Regions from separate parts of the Mus musculus genome. Here all the other regions are linked to region 1. The links are chromatin loops, found by intact Hi-C in ENCODE. Cell type or tissue: gastrocnemius. All regions are shown on one strand.

Region 1 (8,000 bases):
CACTGTGCAGGGTAACTGCACGGTGCCTTGCGGCAGGAATGTGCTGTTATTTGAGCGTGTCCTGTGGGGATCACAGCGTAATTTAATCAGCACTTTAGCATGGCATCTCTCCAGGGTGGGGAAATAATGAAGTCAGCGCTCAGTGCTGGGAGTTCTCAGTTCAGCCTTGGGCACCGCTGTGACCTAGAGCTGGGCACAGTTACTGCAACACTGCCAGCATCCGAGGTGTGGCTGTCCTAGATGCTGTGGGCCAGGGAGGCTAGCAGCATCGTGGACTCCCAACCTATTAGGGACAAGTGGGTATCTTCCCTATTCCAGCTGTTAAGTAAGTATATCCAGACACTGTCAAATGTCCCCTGAGGGTCAGGGAGGGACTGCCCCTGTGTTACAAACCACTGCCCTAACTCTATTAGAAAGATCGGTTTGTGAACCAATTGCTTGAGTGTCACAGGAGGGAAAGTTGTCGAGAAGAGGCTGGGCTGAGGTTTAAATCCCAGGAGGCTAATGGTGGAAGATAGTTTGAGGCTAGCCTGGGATGCAGAGAAACTGCCAACTCAAAGGCAAGAGAAGGGGGGAGTGGGGAGACAGCGGTATATATATATATATATATATATATATATATATATATATCCAGGCTTCATTTCAAAATGTTCTGTAGTAACCAATAGGAAGATCGAGGCAAAATAATAAATGGTCAATCAAGATGTGGGGTGGGGTTCTGCTCACTGTGAATTAATACACACAAACTGATAGTTGTATTAGTAGATATCAAAAAAGATGTAGAACCAGGCAGGGTGGCACGTGGTTCAATTTCCCTTTAAAGTTTCATAAAATATTTTCTCAGATGTTGGTGATTCAGATGATAATTATGACAATCTGTGTGTGGCTGTAGGCATGTCCCATGCATGCATGGGCTGTGTGTGTGTGTGTGTGTGTGTGTGTGTGTGTGTGTGTGTGTGTGTGTGTGAGTCCATGGTGCGTGTGCACTTGTGTGTACTGTGTAAGAACAGTGGTCTGGAACCTGTGAACAGCATCCTGACCTCCTCACAGCAGCTTAGGCGTCCATGAACTTGGATAAACTCGTCTTTCTGGCTTTGGCTTCTCATTGTCCATATCAATGAGAGTGACTGCTAACACAAGTATTGGTCCCACATCCTGCCTTTGACCTTCGGGACATCCCAGCACTGAGGTAAACATGACCAGAGCCCTATCTCTTAACTGCTCACTGTGGACTTTATTCTTCACAGGGGAGGGTAGGTACCAGCCATTGGGACCCAGGTTGTACTCAAAGCGACTTTTCTGAAGCATCCAGAGATAGAGCAAAGCTGGACAGATGTTCTCTTCATCTTCTCTGATTTTCTTGGGTACCGTTTGCTTGTCATGCCTGCACCTGTGGAGATTGCTGTTGTGGTCCGATCGTAAGTTCTGGGACGCACAGAGCTGTGTGAGTGCAGATTCCCTTCACACAGCGCTGAGGTGCTCAGTGGCCTGCAGCCGAGATGCCCAGAGCATGTCAGATTTCCCAAGCAGGACCTCTCTAGACATCTCTCAGCATGTGCTGCTGTCTCTTACGAGGTAGAAACCCTGAACACAAGCTTCCAGAATTAAATTGAACCCTTTAGTTCCTGGTCTCAAAGGATACCCACAGCTGTGATGGGAAGTTCTGCCACACTTTGTTTAAATGTATACTTTATATTATTCATTCATAAATAAAAATGGAATCCCGCTACATGCTGTTTTACAGTGCCGGGTTTCTGGCTGGTTGACTTTATCCGGTTAGAGCCAACTCCTCCCAGAGCTTATGTTCAGATGGCCCTGCCTGGCGAAGTGACACCCAGGAGAGGTTACAGCCCTTTGTAATGGCTCTTTCTCTTCCACTGATTTTACCCAATGGGGAAAGAAGTCTTTTTGTTTATCACAGATAGGTCCAGGCATTTTCCAAGGCCAGAGCTGAGCTGCATCCAGCATCTCTGGGGACTGGCTGCATTGTCCCCGAAATGCTGACAAATCAAGGGTAGTCCATATCTCTTGGGCATATTGTTGATTCTGCAAAAAATCAGGAGAGCAGATATAAAAGAAAAAAAGGCCCGCCCCCAGAGGCCTTGCAGGTGTGGCTGCTGTTTCACGTGTGCATCAGTAGGTGGCAGAGCGGAGGGCAGTTACGTCTACGCTCAAAGTTCTGACCTGTGAACATCTGAATGTTGTGTAGCCTAACATTCCCTAATAAAAGTGAGCCTGAGATGACCACCAGTCCAGCGCCACGGGAGACAGACACCCTCACATGGGGCCTCTTGGGCAGGTGAGGAGCAAGCCTGAGATAACCATCAGACTGGTGCCATGGGTCCCGGCCAGGAAACTAGCCTGAGATGACCATCAGTCTGGCCCCACTTGGACCTTGGGAGTGGAGGCAAGAAGGCCATATTTGAGATGCCTCCTGCCTGGGGCCATAATATGCGAATGAGAGATAGCATTCCTGAGACCACTCCTGAGATAACCCCAGACACCCCAGAGACCCTGGGCACCTCTAAGAGGAGCAAGTGGTGGAGAAATGAAAAAGAAAGAAGGGTGTGGGTACAATGAAGAGAGGCTGAACTGGAGATTTAAGGGTATCGGGGAACAGCCTGATGTGAGTAACCGGTGATGTACCATCTGGGACCATGGTGGGATCCTGGCCTGTGCTGCCACCAGGAACCATGTCTGGGTCCGTGGCCCTGTAGTAACGGGTCTGCTACCACCAATGGCCAGGCCGATGTCCCTGGTCTGACAGGTTGATGTCTGAGGGTTATGCAGAACCGGCCCCACCCCTCACCTGATCATCATGGCAGAGCTGGTCCTCTAAGGGGGATATGGGAGTAGCGGCCCTGACCCTGCCCTTAGCCAGCTGCAGTGCTTGGGAGAGCAGGCCCATACACTGCAGGAGTTGCGGGTGAGCTGGCCCAAGGATGTGAGCGTAGGAGAGCAGACCCTGACACTTATCTTCCTTGTGGTGACATGGATAAGGGACTGATCCCCTCCCCTCTTTGCTCTCAGCACCTGAGGAGAGCTGTCCCTGCCCCTCACCTGCTGCAGCTCTCAGGAGAGCAAGCCCCCACACCTCACCTGGACAGCACAGTGGAGCTGACCCTGATGGCCAGGGCTCAGGTGAACTGGCCCCAAGGGTGTGAGCACGGGGGAGCTGGCCCAGCAATTTTTTCCCCCTTTGGTTTTTCAAGACAGGGTTTCTCTGTATAGCCCTGGCTGTCCTGGAACTCACTTTGTATGTAGACCAGGCTGGCCTCCAACTCAGAAATCCGCCTGCCTCTGCCTCCCAAGTGCTGAGATTAAAGGCGTGTGCCACCAGTGCCCGGCTCCAGCAACTTTTTTGTGGTGTGGCAACTTGGGTGAGGGAGAGATGCCCTCCTCCCTCACCTACCCTCACCCCTTGCCACCTATGGCCCCAGGGTCGTGAAAGTGGGAGAACTGGTCCTGTCCCTCACCAGCTGCAATGCTCAGGAAATTGGGCCCTGCATCTCCCCTGGGTAGCAAGGTAGAGCTGGCCAGGATTGCAGGGGTTGCTGGTGAGTCGGTTCTGAGCAGGAGAGCCAGTGGACTGACTGAGCAGCTCTGCTACTTCTAGGGCCCAGATCCAGGGCTTTGAGTTGGCTCACCCCAACATCTACCGTCATTGATGAACTGCCGGGGTGCACAAAGGGGCCAGTCCTACAGATCCAAACTTCAGGATCTCCATGACACAGGGCAACAGCAGGCTATCTGAGAGGCGTCCCAGTGAGGAATCAGCATTGATAGAGTAATGGAAGTCAGAGAGGCCTCTTATCAGACTGATGAATTCTTGCAATGAACATTTGCAAGCAAAGACGTGTGGACAAGAGGGTACACTGTGTGACACTGGGACACACTACAGCTTCTAAGAAGAGGTTTTTTTCTCTGCTGGGGGTGGGTCGAAAGGGTATAGGCTGGGTATGAGAGAGGAGGGGGACACGAGTGGGACTGGGGTGCATAATGTGAAATTTACAAAGAAACTAATAAAACTTTAAAAAAAAAAATGGTACTGGTGTGATGGCTCAGCAGTTAAGAGGACTTGCTGCTTCCAGAGGACCTGGGTTTGATTCTCAGCACCCACACGGTGACTCACAGCCATCTGTAAGTCGATCGGGTTCCAATACTCTCTTCTACCCTGTATGTACTAGGCATGAACATGGTAAACCCACATACATGTAGACAAAAGACCATACCGATAAAAATAAATCTTTGAAATTTCAAAATAAAAAAAGGTCCAAGGCAGGCTCCAGGGACCAACATCTTTCTGAAGAGGTAGCATGGGGAAAGGCAGATGTATACCTGGGGCAGTGCCTGTCGCCCGTCCGACCCCCATCAGCTAGGGCCTCAGTCACATGGTGGATTTTTAAAAGTTTCGGGAACTTCTGTGTAAGGGTGTCCCTAAAAGTTCCTTAGCAGCCTCTGTTTGGAGCTATGCTGGCTCCTATAGGCTTATGCAGCGCCCTTCCCCCGTGCTGAACACAAACCTTCCGGGTGGGTGTGAATCTGGACGGCCCTTCAGACTAAGCTCCTTGGGCTCCATCCTGGCATCCAAACCTGCCTAGGTTTTTTGCCTGAAGTCTGAGCTTAGCGCTAACCCAAGACAAATAGTGTCAAGGCAGCTCACCCGTCGGTTCGGCTGATTTATTTGACACAAATAAGCTCGCTGACCTGATTTAGCCTTGCGGGGGACCACAGACCAAGTCAGGCATGATCTTAAGGCTCTTGCTATTTGGCTGCAGCCAACGCGGCTCAGTGCTGGTGGCTGACGGCACGCACAGTGGTAGTTGCTGACTTTGCCACTTGGTGGCGCCAGTTGCATAGGTTTTTTTTCTATCCCTGGTGTGAGCCTGGTGTTGACTGCGGATCAGACTTCCCCAGGATGCCGCCAAAACAATGACTATGGGTAGAGAGCTATCTGGTGGCAGCAGCAAATCAGGACTCCTTCCTAGACCTGGCATTTTGGGGGGACCAGGGCCCTCAGAGGAGGAAATAAACCTGCTGGCGATGAGCTACTGTCTCTCGGCGCCCCCCTTCTCAGCCTCGGTCCCGGCCAGGACAAAGCATAGGTAGATCTTCTTAGCCATCCTTCAGTGACAGGGATTAGGAGCACGAAGGGACCATTCCCACTACGCCTTCTCTGAGGTGTTCATCGCTTTGATCTCCTAGGTGGAAGAAGATACCGACTCTCTGTGGTTCTTCTCCGTTCAAGGTCACACACAAACCATCTGCCTGGTGAGAAATCCAGACCAGGTGTCTCCAGGTATCTCCGGAGGGCACCTCGTGAGCATGCCCTGTGCGACATGGTGCTAAATAGGTCGCTTATGATTCAACTGCCACCCACCCTCCTGACCTAGGTAGGTCTTCTCATCTCTGTTTTATGGACACAAATTCAGGGGAGATTTGCACTGGCTTCCTGGCGTTAGCCAGGGGTACCCTCCACTGGGAAGACAGCTCCTGCTATATGGGAAGTGGGGTCCCTAGGAGTAGCAGGTTAGGTGTTTGCCCTGAAATTGGCCTGGGATTGGGACTATTGTTTAAGCAAAAGTTTACACTAAAAAGGTTTTTTTTTTTTTAGAAAAAAAAAAGACATTATTCATTATTTTTAGTTGTGTGTGTGTGTACAAGTGCAGGTTCCCACGGAGGTTAGAGGCCCTGGAGGCCCTGGAGCTAAGTCCCAGACAGTTTTTAGCCACCTGACATAGGCACTAGGAATAGAAACTGGGTCCTCTTCTACTCTTGACCACTGGACCTTCTCTCCAGCCTCCTTTTCTATCCCCTGGTCCTCGACTGTCCTAGAAGGGGAACTTAGCATTTTAGGCCAGCTCTGACAAGTGGCTGCATCTTACAGTCCTGTGGTCCTTGTCATAGGCTGAGTTGTGAGTCCCCAAAGTCCTAAGTTGCAACCTTAGCCCCATATTGTTTTTTAGGAGGGAGGGCCTTTAAGGAAATGATCGATGGGTGGGTGGGTCGATTCAATAAGTAAAGGCTCTTGCTGCCAAGCCTGACAACACGATTGTGACCCCTGGGACCCACATGGTGGAAGGAGAGAAACCACTCCCAATAAGTTATCTTCTGTGTACAGTGGCACACCTATACATAAACACATGCTAGGAAAATCATTGTGATTTTAAAATAGGAAGGAGAAGAAGGAGAAGAAGAAGAAGAAGAAAAAGAAGAAGAAGAAGAAGAAGAAGAAGCTGAATTCAGAGGAAGCACTATGATAAGCCTAGCTCAGTGTCCTTACAGGAAGAGAGAAAGAGAGAGGGAGGGGGAGAGGGAGGGGAAGGAGAGAACGCTGCAGACATCATCGGATCCCTGTAGCATCTTTGCTAGCCTCTGATTCTGCATGCTGCTTTTCCTCCATCCCAAATGTATCTAGCAGATACATTTCTGCAAAGCCACTAACAGAGGTATCTCCTACATCCCTATGTCCCAAAGTCCTACAGCCCCACCCCCTGCCCACTCCATAAAACCCGTACTGTGATCTGCTTTACACATGAGGGTAACGAGCCAGAAGCAGTGAGGTGAGACACAACCACTTCTCATTTCTCACTCTTTCCTCCCTCCCAGCTTCTTAGATCCCTGGACTGTTGCTTTTAGTGTGTGTAGGTGACAGGGGAAATGGGGGGGGGGGGCTTCAGATAAAGACAACCCTTGCTCTTCCTCAGGTTCTCTTTCCTACTTTCAATCTAATCATATCTCCAAGTCACAGCTGAGGGCTTTCTGGATGGAAAGTCATGGCCAGACAGTTTAGCACCATGTCTGGCGAACTTTCTCTGTAAGGGGAAATGCATTCAATGGATAGGTTCAGCTTTGTGAACCCACTGACAATTATGAAAGCCGGCGTGCAAACAAATGAGGTCTGCTTATGTACCAATAAAACTATTTACAAACACAAGCCAAGGGCCGAATTCAGCCTTCGACCCTCGTTTTGTGGCCCCCGGTTTAGTGGGCCAGCCGTTATGCTCAAGATCCTTCCACGCTGTCCCAGTTATAGATTCTAAATGAGAGGGAAACAGAAATCTTTCCCTAAGTGCTCTTGAGTGCGTTGCTCGAGAGCAACAAGAAACAGCCTTCACAGGACCTTGACCAAGAAGTAGGAGCAACAGGAATTTGAGTTTTTAACCCCAGAGCAGATGCTTAGAAAAGAGGATTCCACTCACTTCCCGCTACCCCTTGGTGGAAGGCTGGGTATTTTAATTAGCAAATGTTGGCAAATTGCTTTTCAGAAAATGTTAAAATGTTTCATGTTCTAAGTGCCAAGAGCCCTAATTAACGCTCCTTAAAGATACCACCTGGAACTGTGATCTTTTGTTGCTCGAGGTCTAAGCTTGCAAGAATAACCCACAGAGGAAAAACCTAGTTTTTTAAGCAAACCGACCCCAATAAAAACATCTCTGTCATGTAGTCGCCTTTACTTCCTTCTGTGGCATGTGGTTCTCAGCACCTGCCGTGTGAAAGCCGCACTCTCTGAGGTGGTGGCTGGTTCTGGGTATAGTATCTGATGGGAACAGGGTAGGAAACGAATTAACCCATCCATTTGTGGTCTGCTGGAGGCTGAGCCCTGGTGGGTCAAGATTATGGAGAAGAGGGGCTTGCGGCTGCCTTGTCACCAGGCTGAGGATAGCTCTCACCTGCTGCAGCCTGATCAGGCAAGCTGGGTGTCTCTGCTTTGTTACTCTTAACAGCTGGGTAATGAATTGGCTCCCCAACACTCCTGTTTCTCATGTGGTTGCTGCGGAGACAGAAGCAGCCCCGATCTGTGTCGATGTCAGGAGCCAGGGAGACAGCAATGAATGCCACTCTAAACCATGTGTCAGGGAGGACGCCTTATCCATCTGATGAAGTACCTAAGTTAACTCAAGTGGCAGGATCAGGCCAGGGGGAAGAGAGGCTGGCAGGGGCAGGATCCTGATTAGGGTGAGATTCTGAGTCTGACCATTGGTCCTGATGCTCCTAAT
Region 2 (8,000 bases), 390 kb after region 1:
TGCTAGGCGTGGTCACGTCCTGCCCAGTAGTGTACTACCTGCTTACTGGTGGGCTTAGGAGGTATTGAAATGCTTATGCCCAAATGACTCAGTTCTGTTTAATAAAGGCCTTCAAAGGTGTTATGGTTGCTCTGCTTCATTACAGGGCGAGCAACCCTAATGTGATAAATCCTAGAGCTGTTCACAATGTAAAATCCATGCACATGTTTGTACAACCCTGAATCAGACACCTGTGATTCCAAGCTTTGCTGATAAAGGATTGGGAACCTGCTTAGGTACTGTTTGTGATCTGTACCTAGTTAAAATTTACACACACACACACACACACACACACACACACACACACACACACACACACACCCCTGAGGATGTTGGGTTTGAGAAGATACCTGTATTGTGAACCCCTTAGGTGGTTTGTATCCTCTTCACATAAGAAGACTACTGCACGATTTGTTCTTGGTGCTAAGTGGCCTTGTTAAGTGGTTAGCTGAATTGATAATAGCACAGAGGATTTATACCGAAGATGCTTTGGACAAGACTTCCATGTTTGGGGTAGGTGTTTTCATTTAGGGACAAGAATAATCACCCAGAATTCCAGAAAGGCTGCTGAAGTCACTACCAGGGTTTTTGTGACAGTTAAGGAAGAGCAGAGGGAAATGTGGGCCACCGAGTCTACACTCTCAGCAGGTCAGACTGTGCTGTCCTCGGTGTGTGACTCTGGGTTAGGCATCAGGAAGATAGTGCCAGGCCTTCTTTAGAAGTAGCCCAGACTGTTAGTGTGGCCCATCTGAGTGGAACATGGAGCCCTTGTGGCAGTGGGCCACCAAAATCATCAGTCAGGCGCTTAGAACCCGAGAGAGTGGGCAAAGAAACCCCTGTGTTGTGTGGGCTCTGCTGCCCTATGCAGTCACCTGGCTTCTATTAACTTGTGCAGCATTGGCTGAGCAATTGGGATTTGAAAGGAGGTATATGTGTGTGGTCTCTGAAAGCCAACCAATAACCTGCTTTTATAGAGATAAAAGTTACTCTTTATTTTCTTGTTTGAAAATAGTCTTTGTATAGGCACATAGTTTAGTATTTGTAACTTTTACAAACCATTTGTGACCAACCCTCAAGATAGACTATAAACCAAAGAGTGTACTGGTTTGTTATTGGGCTGTCTGCCCTGTGGTTTGTTTTCATCTTCTTTCCCCTGCCCCCCAGCCCTTTCCCCTGTGTGTAATGATGTTTATAAATCTAATGCAAGCCACAAAGTCACTTAATACACAGTTTGGTTGAAGTGTTTTAGAGGAAATGTGTCCCAGAGAATCATGCCGGTGAATCTGTCCCAAGGAGTAGGTGTAAGTCCATTAGCATCAGCAGCTCTGAGGACATACTGAACACCTAAGTGGGTTGACTTAGAGCATTGCTTCTGTGTTGCGTCACAGTTTCCAGTTGGTGACTACAGTGGCCCTGGACTGTGACCCACCCACACCTGTCCACAGAGATGCCCAGGAAAGCAGCAGGCCCGCGTCCCCTGCTCTGCTGATCGGTTCCTTTCACTTAGCCTTGTGACCAGCAGACAGTTGCAGAGTCTGTTCGTGCGTTGTGTTCCCAAAGGGAAGCACGGTGGCTTTATTTTCAGTGTGCATTGATGTGGCTGAGTAACACTTGCCTTACTCACTCTGACACCCAGCGGGGAGGAACGCAGCATCCATTAAATCTGTCTTTAGTCTTTCTCCAAAAACCAAACCAAGCCGGGTGTGGTGGCACACGCCTTTAATCCCAGCACTTGGGAGGCAGAGGCAGGCGGATTTCTGAGTTCGAGGCCAGCCTGGTCTACAAAGTGAGTTCCAGGACAGCCAGGGCTATACAGAGAAACCCTGTCTCAAAAAAAAAACCAAAAAAAAAGAAAAAAACCAAAAAAAAAAAAAAAAAAAAAAAAAAACCCAAACCAACCCCAAATGAACTTTCTCCAGGCTTGGACAGCGTCCTAAGCTCTACAGTTAGCTTCACAGAACCAAGTATGGTGATGCATGCCTATAATCAGCTAGCACTCTGGAGGTAGAGGTAGGATTAAGAAGCGTCATCTTCAGTAGTGTACGGAATTTGAGACCAGCCTGGGTATGTGAGGACCCTCCCACCCCCAAACAAGCAAGCAAAGAAGCACACCCCAAGCCCTTCTCCAACCTTTTTTTGCAAGATTCTCTTTGAAGTGTGTTCTGTTGCACAGTCTGAGAAAGCAGACACTCAAGTGTATGGCCCCAGAGCCAGCTGTCCCTTGATGTACTCAGGAGATGCTTTCTCTGCCATCCTCTAGGGAGCTTGTGGTAATTGTAACCTAGTGGGGCTGTGGGCGTTAGAGAGGTCCTGTATGCTGAGAATGTCACCACTGTCACCTCTTGTTAAGTGCTTACTCTACCAGCCGCAAACAGGACAGAGGACAGACTAAGTGTGGGCAAGCCGTAGTTAGTGGTTTGGTATTAGCCACTTATGTCCAGAGTTTAGCCATTAGTGCTGATCTTAGACTTATCTGGCCAAGAACAGACCTGTTCATTCTAAAGTAGAGTTCTGAAGTAGTCGGAACCCACTGGCAAAGCCTGCCACCAAATGAGCTAATATGTTAGCAGGCAGGGAAAGGCCCATTTGTATGTGTGAAGAATAAACAGTTTGGATGTTCATACTTCCAATAAAGACACAGTAAAGAGAGGTTTTACTTAAAAATCAAAACAAAACAAACAAACAAACAACCCAGAATATTCCAGCATGTGATGAACAAGATGACAGACTTGATTTAAATAATCATTGCTTTAAAAGTGTCATTTTGTTTTTTATGTACACGGATATATGAATTGTGCAAGCTTGACCTTAAAAAACAAGTGGCAATAATAGTAGGAGGTTTTGGTTGTTTTCCCTTTGAAGTAGGGTCTCGCTCTGAAGCTCAGGTACCTTGAACATCTGTAGCCACATGTCTGGCCAGCCCCAAGCAGCTACAGCCCTATTTCTAGATGTACTTGTTTGATAAGAGGGAACATTTGCTCAGAAGTGTTTGAGTGCCACTGTTTACCAGGCCCTGGGGATGAAGCCAAGCGAAAATCTGAACCTGATTTGTGGATTTTAAGCTCTAGTAGGGGAGTTTGATAAAGAAGTCAGCCACGGGCATAAAGTATGTCGTATGCTAGAGGGTGGTGTGGAGAGCCAAGCACAGGGGTGTGACTGCCATTCTGAACTTTCCAGACCTTCTACTTTCAGGAGAGTCCCCTGCAAGGTAGACACACAATTCTCAGTGTGCTTCAGGATGAGAGGACGACAGCCATAGAGCTACTCTGTCTAACTTCGAGAGAACAGAAGAGGGGTGGGCTGGGTGTCAGGAGACAGTTCAGTGAGCTGTGCTGAGCTGCAAGTGATGGGCGGGCTCCAAGTGGAGGAATTGGGAGACCTTAGCCACCATACCGAGCCCGACCGATCGACCAACCGACCGACTGGCCAGGCTGCTAGTGAAGCAGGCCAGCAGGCAGGATGATGCTGGTGAGTGCATGTGGCCCGCAAAGCTGTGTGTCTAGGATGCTGAGAAGCAGGCATGGTCTTCCATCGTGAAGGTGAAGCTGGCTGCTTAGATGGAGAGTGAGATGGTACAGAAAATTGCCACACTCACTGGCACTGGTCAATCGGGTTGTTCTGTTCTGTTTTCCTTTTTATAGAAATAATGTGGAAAACCTGGTTACTAAGGGATAACTTTATTTATATATTTTCCGTATTAGACCATTCATATTTTTTACATGTAAAGCTCTTTGTGTATCCTGTTTATATAGGTCAGATTTCTACAAGTGAAGAAGGAGGCACATAATACAGTGTGCTGCCGCCACCTAATGTTTGCTGCTTGCCTGCATTCCTTTCATGTGTGTGATCACAGCTGGCCTCCAGCCTCCATAATGGTTTGAATACAGAATGGTAGCAAATTAATTGGGGTTTATTTAATTGCCCTCATATTAGGCTCCTGTATGGATACTTAGCATGTTAATTGAATTGTATAGAAATAAGGTTGTGAGTTGAAGATTAATTTTATTGACATCTTGATCTCTATTAAATTCAATTCAATGGATATGTATTTGTTTTGATCAGCCCTATTGTCTGTCTGTTCTCATGGTTATTATGTTCGGATGGGTAGAGGACACATTTAAAACAACACAGTAAACAAACAGGAAAACAATTAGCAGACAAGGGAAGCAAACAGGACAGCAGGCATTGCTCTTCTGTAAACGGAGCTGTGGTAGAGTAGCAGAGCAGTGTGTGAGGTGACGGGATTGCACTGTGACAACTGTGCCACGGCAGCTACTGCTCCTGCTGGACAGCAAGGAATCACAGGCACGTCTGACTGCCCCAGTGTGGGAAGACAGTTGCTCTGAGGGTTTGTTCTGGACTGCTTCTTGTGATCATCCGTTTTCTGCATTCCTTTTACCAGCAGGTGAGAACTGAGTAGGTTGGTTTGCCGTTCACCTCAAGACATGCCCTTATCCAGGAAGCTCCTCTAATTAATATTGCCAAGAGTGGCATTTCAGAGGGACAAAGCAGTTTGGGTTCTACCTGCTGTAGTGTCACATTCCTGCCAGTGACAGTGTCACTCTAGCTGGAGTACTAAAAGTCACCTGTATCAGAAATAGCAATGCCAGCCCCATGCCAAAAGAAGGGCTTAGATATTTCTCAGATGCTCGCTTCCTTGAGTAATGTTCTGGGCATTGGGCATGCAGCTTTGAAACAAAGCGGGGAAACTCTGGTTTGCAGTGAGCTCTCATCTAAGCTGGACGGTGAGCCAGCCTGTGGTCAGTGCTCCAGGACAAATCAAGGAAGGAAATGAGAGAGCAGCATGTTTGGAAACAGGCAGCTTTGCTTGTGGTATGCAAGATTTCCTGTTGAGGCATACTTCATTTCCAATCGAATTGTAAAGTATTGTTTTGCCAGGCGTGGTGTACGTACTCCCAGCATTCTGGAGGCAGAGGCAGAGGAGCTCAGTGAGTTTGAGGTCAAGCTAGTTTGGTTTACATTGTGAGCTCCAGGACTACATAGAGAGACCCAGTCTCAAAAGCAAAAGACAAAACCATCAATAAAACACTCAAAAATGTATGTACATTAACCATAGCTATCCTCTCTGCCAGCGAGAGCTGCCAGGGTTAAGATGTCTGTTCAGCAGATGGCAGAGCATGCCCACCCGGCTTTCTACTCTTTCCCGGTACCGCATGAAATAAACAAATGACCGCCATGTTTCCTGTTCTGAAGGAGAGTGATATCAGTTGAGAAATATTTTTCAAAATAATACTTCATGATAACTTTACACACATTATTGAGTCTGGTTTTAATATTTCCTTTTCCCTTTAAATCCGAAAGAAGCATCCTAGATCAGAGATTTGGTTCATGTCAAAACCTCTCCGTCCTGGTTCAGAGTTGGTTTAGTAAACAGGGTAGAACAGGTACTGCTCCCCAGTGCTCCACCGTCGTCGCGCGGGTCACAGTCTGGCAGATGATTTCTGAGGATTTACAGCTTAGCAAGTCATACTTCACATTAAGTGAGCTTCCCCAGAGCTAACTTGGTGTCCACACACAGTGTTTGTAGGAAGTCAGTGGCTCTGCTCACCACCCACTGCACTGAGCCATAAATCCCCAGAAGTGGATGCAAGCAGTTTCCAGCTCTGTCTGCTTCTCCTGGACCAGAGCTTGGGGTGGGAACCCAGGGACCACCCAGAAGATTCTTGGGTCCTCCTGTTCCTAGCAGACTTCACCACCCACTGTCTGCTGTGCGCTGACTGCATCAGCTCCCAAGAAGCAGTGTTTCCGCGTCTAGGCTGTAAGGAAGCTAGAGAGTTGCAGTGTTTGAGAACGTTTGCTTGGTGCATCAGTCAGACTGCTCTGTCTTTGAACACATACAGAATTTAAATAATAGTCTGTTTGCATTCCTGCTACCTTCAGAGTTTGGTATCCAGCATTCTTCAAGTTTTTACTATTTAAAGGTCAGTTTTTATGTGCACAAGAAAGCCTCTGTGAGTTGTCCACAGCTGAAGTCCCCTGACCCCAGTGAAGGCAGAGTAGCCCTACTGAGTGCGGGCTTGTCACTTCATCTCCAGTGCACTTAGTAGTATGATTAGGGGTTACCAATAGATCCTCAAGTCCTTCCCCTTGGGATTTTACTGCAATTTGGGTTCCTGAGAATCTTTTCTTGGCTTTCGTAGACTCAGTTTCTGATTGGAACATTCAAAGGCTTATAATTCCGTTAACATCAGGTCCTCAAACGGATCAGTTCATGATTCTAGAGCATCTGATAACCTATGGCCCTGATGGCCATACAATTTACTGCCTTAATTTCCTTATCATAAAGTGAAGATTCTTTGTGTCTCCCTCCTAAGGAAATGGGTTTTGTTGCTGCATAGAAGTGACCAATCCTCAGCGATGCTGCTGCCGTTGTATCCCTGGCTTTGCTGCCTTTCACGTGACACAGGCTGCGCAGGGTGTGGAAGAGTGTTAACAACATCTGGAGTTGAGATTCTCCTATTCAGACTATTATTTAAATTCCGTATGTGTTCAAAGGGGTTTGGGCTTAATGGCTTAAGCTCTCCTTGATGAGTCTGGAAGGAGAGCACTGTTCTCTAACACAGTTGCTTGAAGGCAGCTCTCCGTTATGTTTACTGACATTCCCCTTGGTTGTCTTCTGACTTCAAGCGATTGTCATACCTTGCCTACCTGGGCTGAACTTTGCTCAGGAAGTAAAATGTTCATGAAAATGTACTGTGCTCTGTGATGACGTAAGAACCCCAGTTACATTCACTATTACTTAAAAACATCTTCCTGTGCTCAGACTTTAGAGACTTAACCGCCACTAATTTGGAGTTAATGCCTTATGTTTATAGCTGTTATGTAATTATAAAACACTGTTCTACAGGGCGAACACAGTCAGGACTCCTTGAATATAGAGACAGTATGGTAAATGCACTATACTGAGTGCATCACCTGATCTTTATTGCATATATATAGTTAAATGTTCCTAGGAAGAATTTGGGGCGGTCTGCCTAAAAGTAAGAGTGCTTCCTTTTGTGCCAGCTGTTGTACTGTGGCTAGTGTGATAACTCAGTTCTCTCACCATTTCCTTCTGTTTGAACTGCGGTAAATGTTCCTTAGCAAAGAGTTCTGTGGCATCTCATGGCCTTCAGTTGATATGATTATACCTCTGTCTCTGTCCCTCCTTTCCTCCTTTCTCCTTCCCTCTTCCGATACATACACATGTGCACATGCGTGCACACACACATGAAGGCATCATACAAATGCTTGAGCTGGAATTGCATTGGTCAGCTGTCACACTGAAGCTCATGGTGGTATTCGTTGTGAGGAAGTCAGTCTGATGAGCTCATTTTGTTGCAATACAAAATGCAGCTGCAGCAGCCAGACATCTTTGAAACCCTGACTTAAGCATCGCAATGGCTTTCTGTGGAGTGAAATAATTTCTAAATAGCTCATAAGGCTTCTGAATTTGTAACTGCCAGTATGCATGTCATTAATTCAACTCAGAGTTCCTTTCTGCATTGGACTCCCTCAGGCTCTCCCTCTGGGCAGCCTCTGCCTCACATTCTCTCTGACTTACCTCATTGGTAGCATTGGGTCTCAGAACCAGAACTGCTTCTCCATAGTGCTCTTCTTCTGAGTGTTTGCTGCACTTATACATTACTTCAAATGTAGTGGCACAGGTCACACCTACTTGATAATATTGGTAGGTTCCCTTAGTTCACAGCTGTGGAAAGGGTACGGGAGACATCCTTGTCTCTGCAGCAGGATGTCAAGGCCCTGGCTGGGCAAGCAAGGCTCGTTGAATGGCCCGATGTTAAAACTAACCAGAGACCTCTAGTCACTGGCCGACTCATGAGAGCTGGAGTGAGCTAGCAAACTCTTCATGTGCTTGGACGTCATCTCTGAATAGTGGCCCCAGAATGACATAATTATTGTTAGGACTCAAGGATGGCCTTGTAGAGTTGACATGATAA
Region 3 (8,000 bases), 470 kb after region 1:
TGAAGGAAACAGACCCGCAGTGAGAGGAAAGTCAGGGTGGCCCTGCAGACCCTGAGGGAGACACAGGCCGTTGCACATCACCCTGTGGTTCCTGTTCATTCTCTTCAGCTGTTATTGAGAACAAATTGAGGGGAAAACCGCTGTGTCACAGGACGAGTCAGAACGTTTTATGACTCCGTAAATATAGTCTGACTGGCTCAGATGTAGAAGTGGGACGTGCAGAGATTGGATCGTGACAGTGTAAGTGGATCCACAGCTTCTTACTCAAGCATGCCATGGGAGGAAACGGATAGTGATAGCCAGCCAGTCACTGTAGGGGTTTTTAATTAACATGAAAGAAACATGGACTTACAGGGCTGGTCAGATGAGGACTTACACGTGTACTAATAAGACAGTCCTTTCTGTTTCTTCATGAGTGCATACAGCAGGAGACATCACAGTATATGAAGACATAGCCACGGCTGGCCACTCACTGTAGCCATCCTGCAGGGTGGTCCTTAGACTGTGCACTAGTCTTTCATTTTTATTTAAAAGGCGATTGCTTTAGAGTGGACTCAGCATCTGATGCTTAAAAGTACAGGCTGCAGTAATGAGTTAAAATAAGCACTGAGGTAAAGAGCCAGCACCATCCAAGGCAAGACCTAAGTGAATTTGTAATGGGAGGGGAGAGGAGGGCCAGAGCCAGACACAGACACATACACACACAGAGACACACACCGACACAGACAGGCACAGGCACAGACTCAGACAGACACACAGATGCAGACGTAGACACAGACACAGTGCTGAGCCAGTGCTCCCTCCTCAACTGTAGCAGTGCAAGCAGCACACCCTGTTTCGTCTCTGCTCTGCCTTCCTGACTGTGGTGAGCTATGAATATAACATCTGCCAGGGCACCGCCCAACGGAATCCAAGACACTGCAAACTGGGGCAACACTTGTACATCTACTTAGGACACCCCATGGAAGGAGTTTTGTTAATGAATGCATCACATGTCATTTCTAATGTAGCCAAGGACAAGAAGTCATAGAGCACTTCCGGGGCGCTCTAGAGTTGTGTGTGTTGTGTGTACAGCTTGTGTCAGTTTGTTCCAGTTCTGTTGTGTTCTGAATTCCCAGTAGCCACTTGTAGCTAGTGCATACAGGTAAAAGGAAAAGATTCCATATTACTAATTTGTGTATGTAACAATGAAGGATCAATACAGTGAGCAGACCATTTGCCTATGAATTTCTTTAAAATTATATCTTTTCTTTTTCTAAGAATGAATCTTAAGGGAAAACAAAACAAAACAAAATGTTAGTTGGACCATTCGGAGTGTTTAATTCTGTGCTTGGGCTTCTGCTCTATCCTCTGAGGCAGGAGGATCCTGAGAAAGAAGCCAGTGGTTTGAGGTGGGCGGAGAGCGGGAAAAGGCCGAGAGGAAGGAGTAGCAGGGCTCAGCCCTTGAGTCCTGCATGGAGTTGCCCATGTCCTTTTCTAGGAGCAGCAAAGTGCTGGCCAGGCTCCATGGCTGCCTGGCATCTGAATCCAGACTCGCTGTTTTCTCCCCGTGCACAGTTGCCCGGGCCTGCTCTTAGAGCGTGTGTCTGAGCACTGTTCTCATGGCATTGCACTCCTAGTTGAGAGGTGGGCACCATGTGCTGCCAGGTGCTCACCTGAGCCCTGCCTTCTCTGTAAGTGTGCAGGGTGAGGCTATTTACTACAGTGTGGGTGGCGTTGACAGTAGGCCTCCCTTAGCAGTATTTGATGGTAAGAATGTGGAGAGCACTTTAAAGTGAGCCTGTGGCAACGGAAATTCTATCTTGTCTTTGTGGAAGTGAGCAGGGTGCCGGAGGCTTTGAAAACACGAGGCTGTAACTTTTTATAGCATTAGTGAGACAAGTGGCCTCAGCAGAAATAAACTTACCATGATTCTTACAGGAAATTTAAAACAAAGCTATTTATTTATGTGTCTTAACTTTTAATATGATTTTATTTTTATTATTTTTAATTGTGTGAGTGTATGAGAGAGAGAGAGAGAGAGAATGGATGTGGGTGTGTGGGTGTGTCTGTGTACTTGCTCACAGTACAGGTACCCTTGGAAGCCTTGGATCCCTTGAAGTTGGAGTACAGACAGTTGTGAGCTGCCATACATGTGGGTGCTGGAAACTGAACCTGGGTCCTCCACAAGAGCAGCCAGTGCTCTTAACTGCTGAGGCATCTCTCCAGCTTTTGTAATTTTTTTGTTGTTTGGAAAGGTCTCACTGTGTAGCCCTGACTGCCCTGGAACTTGCTGTGTAGATTAGAATGGCCTTGAACTCAGAGATCTGCCAACTTCTGCCTCCTGAGACTGCAGAGTTGCTGGGATTAAAGGCTTTGCCACCATTAAGTTAGTCCATTCTGGAAACACACACGTCGTTTCACTGTTCCCTGTTGAATTTTTCTTTCCAGCCCTTCCTGTCCACTCTGCCCTCATCTCCCCAGATAGAGACTCCTTCTCTAAAGCCTTGATTTGGTTTGCCATAGTTTGAAGCACACTGTTCTGACTCTCAGAATTCTGCTTTAATTCCATGTTAACAGAGTAGAGCTGCTGCTCTTGAGCTTGGGGAAATGTTAGAGGTATAGTGCACATTTCTCCAGTCAGCCTGTACCCTACAGTAATCTTACCCTGTGTTTGAAATAAAATACATTGATTTGATTGGAGACCTTTCTCTTGCTTTAGAGTCAATAATTTGTGTATAGAGTTTCCAATAGTTACCTTGCCTGGCCTTCTTAGTTGCAGGCATTTTCAAGTTGTAAATCCTACTACTAGCCAGCAATCAGAGGCAAAGGCTCTGAAAGGTCGCTCACCCCTGCCTGTGACCCCCGTTCCAGGTGTCCATTTGCTCCCTCCCTGTAGTGAGCTCTTGGAAGCTTTCTTGTCCTGGTGGAAAGCAAGCAAGCCTGTTATATATCTAAGGGAGACTTGCTGCTAGTTGGTGGATGAGGCACTGAGGAAGGATCTTTCCCAGCCACAGCTGAGCTCTGCCTGGAGGATGTGGACCCTGGAGAGTATGCAGCCAGAGGCAGCAGCCAGGTCACAATCTGCATAATCAAGTTCATTGTTTCATATTAATTCCTGCTTAAGGGCTAGGTGCTTAGTTAAATGTTGGGGCTTTAAGAAAGGCATTAGCTATGGAAATGGGGAGGACATCAAAAGTAATAATAACAATCATAAACTCCTAGTTCCAAACACAGGGCACCACCTAGTGGCCATGCTCTGTAACCTCCACTTGCATTGTATTAGGCACAGCCTGCTTTGAGACTCAGCCTCTCACCAGTTCATGAACTGTTTGTTATTGGATATACCGACTCTGTGAGGACAGGGTTCTCTAAGCCCTCCTCCTTCCTTGCTGGGAACAGAAGGCAGGAATGTGCACCAACTTGCTAGACTCTGACTGTAAACTGTTTTCTGGCCACTGTGTACCCTGTCCTGTTGACAGCACCTGTAGAGTCTAGAGAGACAGCATGAAGTCATTCCCCAGACAGCAGGACTATGACTCAGTCACACCAACCCCAGCCTTGCTCTAAATCAATTCTGTTTTCTCTACTCTTTCATAAACATTTGCAGATGAAGATAGACTTTGATAATATATAATGTAGTTGGATTGCTTTCACTTTCTTCTTGACTCTTTCTGGATCAGTTACTGGAAGAAAGTGACATGCTCTGCAGACTCTGCTCACTGCATTAGCATTACACCATGCCATACAGCCCTTGAGAGGGGGAGGCTCGGGAGTGTGGCCGCCTGAGGGTGACCTGTGTCTTGACATTCTGTTAGCCTTGTGTGGACACTGCTGTGCCTGGCTGCTTGTCTCAGCTTTGAGGAATCTTGCTGTTAAGATGCACTTTTAATTTTGTTTTTAGCAGTTGCAGACTTGCAAAGGATGTTCCCCACCCCTCCGTCATTGGAACAGCACCCTGCATTTTCTCCTGTGATGAACTATAAAGATGGAGTAAGTTCAGAGACAGTGACTGCACTGGGCATGATGGAGAGTCCCGTGGTCAGCATGGTCCCCACACACCTCACGGAGTTTAGGATGGAAGTGGAAGATGGCTTAGGAAGCCCCAAGCCAGAGGAGATAAAGGTAATAACCAGTTTGGGCTTCCCCAGGGCTGGGGTGCTTTTCAGTGGGCCACACACACGAGTGCATAAGGACCATTGAAACTGGAGCTTGTCAGTAGAAGTCACTCCATCAACAGCTTTGGCATCAGATTTTTCTTTTTACTTATTAGAGAGAACTATTGAATTACAGTCGGTTCTGTGCCTGGGTTTTATGAAGCACCGAGCCACCGTGGCTGGCTCTAGTTTGCCAGCATTAAGCCAACCCCATTTCATTGTCACAGGACTTTTCCTATGTGCACAAAGTGCCGCAGTTCCAGCCTTTCGTGGGATCCTCCATGTTTGCTCCACTGAAGACGCTGCCGAGCCATTGCCTGCTGCCTCTGAAGACACCTGACGCCTGTCTGTTCCGGCCCTCATGGGCGGTCCCTCCTAAGATGGAACAGCTGCCCATGCCCCCTGCAGCCTCTTCTATTAGAGACGGCTACAAGTATGTGTGGGACTCTACCTACCCCTTACCATATGTGATAGCACCTCACTGTTTTCTCAGACTCGTCCCGGGGCCACAGTGGCTCAGTCTCTGAGACCACTTGCTCGCTTAGTTTCCTTTTGACCATGTTGTCTTGTGCGGGTCTGTGTGTTTATTTTTAAATGTTTCTTCTGTGTGTGTGTGTGTGTGTGTGTGTGTGTGTGTGTGTGTATGTATGTGTGTGTGTTTGTGCGCACTTGCATGTTTGTATACAAATTAAGATTAGAGAGCTGTGTGTGATTCTAAGCTGGTGTTTGCCATAGAATCTACACTTGATTGAAGTTGTTGATGTTTGTGGGTAGTGGGAGGAGCTTTGATTTGTAAGGTAATGGTTTCAGTGTGGGACTTTACAATTAGGTAAAGCAGTAACAGGTTGAGGTGTGGTTGGGGAAAGTAAAGGTAGACATGGCTGGTAACTTGGTTGTCTCGACCTGCCGGAGAAACAGTATTTATACCAGCAGTGCAGACTCCGCTTTCTTTGAAAGAAAGAACCTCTTATTCAGATAATTTGCGAATGCAAATGTGCATCTGAGCCACATGCATGTGTGGATGGATAAGCAAGCAAGTGCAGGTTGCAGGTGTTTTGCTCGGTTTCACTGCAGGGACTGTGGAGATGAGTGGGCTCCAGCACATGCCCCTTCTTAGGGACAGTTGTCAGGCAGGGAGATTGAATATGTATATTGTCTTATTTTAAAATGTTAACCACTAATTCAAAGATAAGCCTTAGGAACAAGTAAAACAAATTTCTGGTTCAGGACTCATTTTTGTCACATGTCTGTGACAGACGCCAGTGATTTACATAGTCAGTGTCAGAATGAGGAACTGGGTAGAAAAAAATGACAGGAGGACCCTGGATTTGGGAGCTAGCACCACCATGCCGTGTGACAGCTCTGCCTTATAAAATGGCTACTTGGGCTTGAAGGGTGCTGCACCTGGGTCTCCCACGCCTTACAGTGGGCTCCCTCTCCCCAGAGCTTTGGGAAAGCTCCAGCAGCCAGTGGCAGCAGACCACGGTGGGGAGGGGAGAGGACTGTGCCGCTGCCCTGCAAGTGGTTGGCCTGGCTGCTGCCAAGCTCCATTTGGGCTCTAGCTGTGCAGCCTCAGCCCCAGACTCTCTGGACAGGCTCTGGTAGTCGTCATGCTCTGAGCTGTCACTATACCCATCACTCACTCCTGCCCTGTGCCCTCTGCAGCAGAGGTTAGGCTGGCATTGCTACAGAGCCTGTGCTTACAGGAAGGTACCTTTTCCCCTACGGTCTGATGTGTCGTGGTCTGATGTCAGCGTTGACCCCTACCATGTGGCTAGTTTGTTGTTAGCTCTGCTTCACTTAAAACTAGCCTTGGGGTCCCAGACCTGCTTTATGGAGCAGGCAGCACAGCTCTGCACTGTCAGGGTCCCACTGGGTTCCCCAGTGCCCACTGCGTTTGGCTCACCTGTCTGTCACACTTGGGACATTTGCTGATGCTTGCTTCAGGACTGCTGCAGGCCACGCCAACTTCTGTCTCTCTGCTGACTGTCCCATTTTTCACACAAGATTGGTCTTCAGTCCATTCTTAATGAACAGGGAAGAATGAGGCTGTTTTCTACCTAGGGAACAAGTGAAGTACTTAGATTTTCAGTTAGCAATCATGGATCCTTTTTGGTCCAAACTGCAGATTCATTTTAGAATTTTGTTGACCAGGAAAATTTAAAGGAATCTAGTGAGTGTGCAGATAGTTATTTATTGCACTGTTGAATTTCTGTATCAGCTTTTGTTTGAACCCAAGAAACCCTTGTATGTCAGGGTTTATATAAATATTGCCTGATACCTGGGACACCTGAGATATCTGGGCCAATGGTGCAGGTTCTAGAAGATTACAGGGCAATAACTGTGTAAGTAATACAGGTGTGCAGCTCACTGAGGAGCACAGGCTTCATGTGCCAAGGCACCAGAACTGAAATACTTGCTGTCCCTGATGACTTGCAAGTGCACAGGCCCATGGGAGTGTGTTGAGATGTTTTATAATGGTAGAACATGCAAATGCTGCAGACATGGTCTCCTTTTCTGCTTGGCTGCTCTTCCCAAGCCACTGCTTATGAGGTAAGCCCTGTCCGTCTGAGGAATGAGAGTGATTGTGTAGAATATGTAACATGGAAGGATAAAGAAAACCGAAAGGGAATCTTCAGGAACCTCTTGGTGCGTCTTTCTCAGTGACTGCTGAGTGACACTAAAGCCTGTGCAGGACAGACAGATGGGCACAACAGTCACACAGTGCTGGGGACACGCAAGCCCTTACCAGGGCTGCCTTCTGAATTAGGAAAGCACCACATTTGAATGTGTGTTTGGTTACAGCTACTTCAGTATCATTACAGAATCATAGCCTCCAAGAAAAGCACACAGGCGGGCTCTCAGTTTCAAAGATGGCAAAGATGTAGCTGCAGGGTGGATGCAAGCCCTGCAGTGCTCCAGCTAGTCTAGGCTGCACTCTGTGCTCCTCACACAGCTTCCTCCATGACCGCTACCGTGCAGGCTCCCCACAGCTCCACAGCAGGTCAAGGTGTGGAGTGTGTGTGTGTGTGTGTGTGTGTGTGTGTGTGTGTGTGAGAGAGAGAGAGAGAGAGAGAGAGAGAGAGAGAATTCTCATGTTCTCCCTCTGCCCCTCTCTCCTTCCTTCCTTCTCTCCCTCATTTTTTCTTTGTTTTTGAAGAGAAAATTGCAGATATTCAGTGCAGGGCTATGGGGTGGGGTGTGCAGGGAGCTTCTGTACACTCCCCCCCCCCCAAAGCTACTTTGTATCTGTTGCAGTAACGTGCCTAGTGTCGGGAGCCTTGCAGACCCAGACTATCTGAACACACCACAGATGAACACACCTGTGACACTCAACAGCGCCGCCCCTGCCAGCAACAGTGGAGCTGGAGTTCTCCCATCTCCAGCTACCCCTCGGTTCTCTGTCCCCACACCACGAACCCCCAGGACTCCAAGAACTCCCAGAGGTGGGGGCACTGCTAGTGGCCAAGGGTCTGTGAAATATGACAGCACAGATCAGGGGTCACCAGCTTCCACCCCCTCTACCACAAGGCCCCTTAACTCTGTGGAGCCTGCCACCATGCAGCCAATTCCTGAGGCCCACAGTCTCTATGTCACCCTCATTCTGTCAGATTCTGTGATGAATGTCTTCAAGGACAGGAACTTTGACAGCTGTTGCATTTGTGCCTGCAACATGAACATCAAAGGGGCAGATGTCGGGCTGTACATCCCCGATTCCTCCAAGGAGGACCAGTACCGCTGCACCTGTGGGTTTAGTGCGATCGTGAACCGTAAACTTGGCTACAACTCGGGGCTCTTCCTCGAAGATGAGCTGGATATTTTTGGCAAGAATTCTGACATCGGCCAAGCTGCAGAAAGACGCCT

What was found. Hi-C counts contacts between places; a loop is a spot of excess contacts. Peaks named below come from ENCODE experiments on the same cell type or tissue, not always from the same donor. Only the 100,000 strongest peaks of a DNase experiment are listed, where the experiment ranks them.
Region 2: it touches region 1 in a loop (2.0-fold over the local background); 11 of 42 quality-filtered maps call a loop at or near these places.
Region 3: it touches region 1 in a loop (4-fold over the local background); 24 of 42 quality-filtered maps call a loop at or near these places.

What each region holds. Positions count from the first base shown.
Region 1 is chr5:118,264,363-118,272,362 of GRCm38, forward strand. It overlaps Gm25076 (a small nucleolar RNA gene), which reads left to right and starts at 2,087; the gene lies at 2,087-2,218. In gastrocnemius, CTCF peaks have their summits at 51, 2,141 (motif pointing right) and 4,822 (motif pointing right); DNase peaks (open chromatin) are centred at 2,188 and 4,830.
Region 2 is chr5:118,651,351-118,659,350 of GRCm38, forward strand. All of the region lies in intron 2 of Med13l (mediator complex subunit 13-like), which reads left to right. Among named protein-coding and RNA genes, the nearest start is that of Med13l, 95 kb to the left of the region's middle. In gastrocnemius, CTCF peaks have their summits at 3,858 and 4,552; DNase peaks (open chromatin) are centred at 3,445 and 3,857; H3K27ac peaks cover 1,240 bases.
Region 3 is chr5:118,734,432-118,742,431 of GRCm38, forward strand. Med13l (mediator complex subunit 13-like) reads left to right here. Exons shown (of 31, transcript NM_172424.4): 15 at 3,884-4,104; 16 at 4,364-4,569; 17 at 7,395-8,000. Among named protein-coding and RNA genes, the nearest start is that of Gm42015, 100 kb to the right of the region's middle. In gastrocnemius, a CTCF peak has its summit at 3,219 (motif pointing left); DNase peaks (open chromatin) are centred at 1,515 and 3,229; H3K27ac peaks cover 2,119 bases.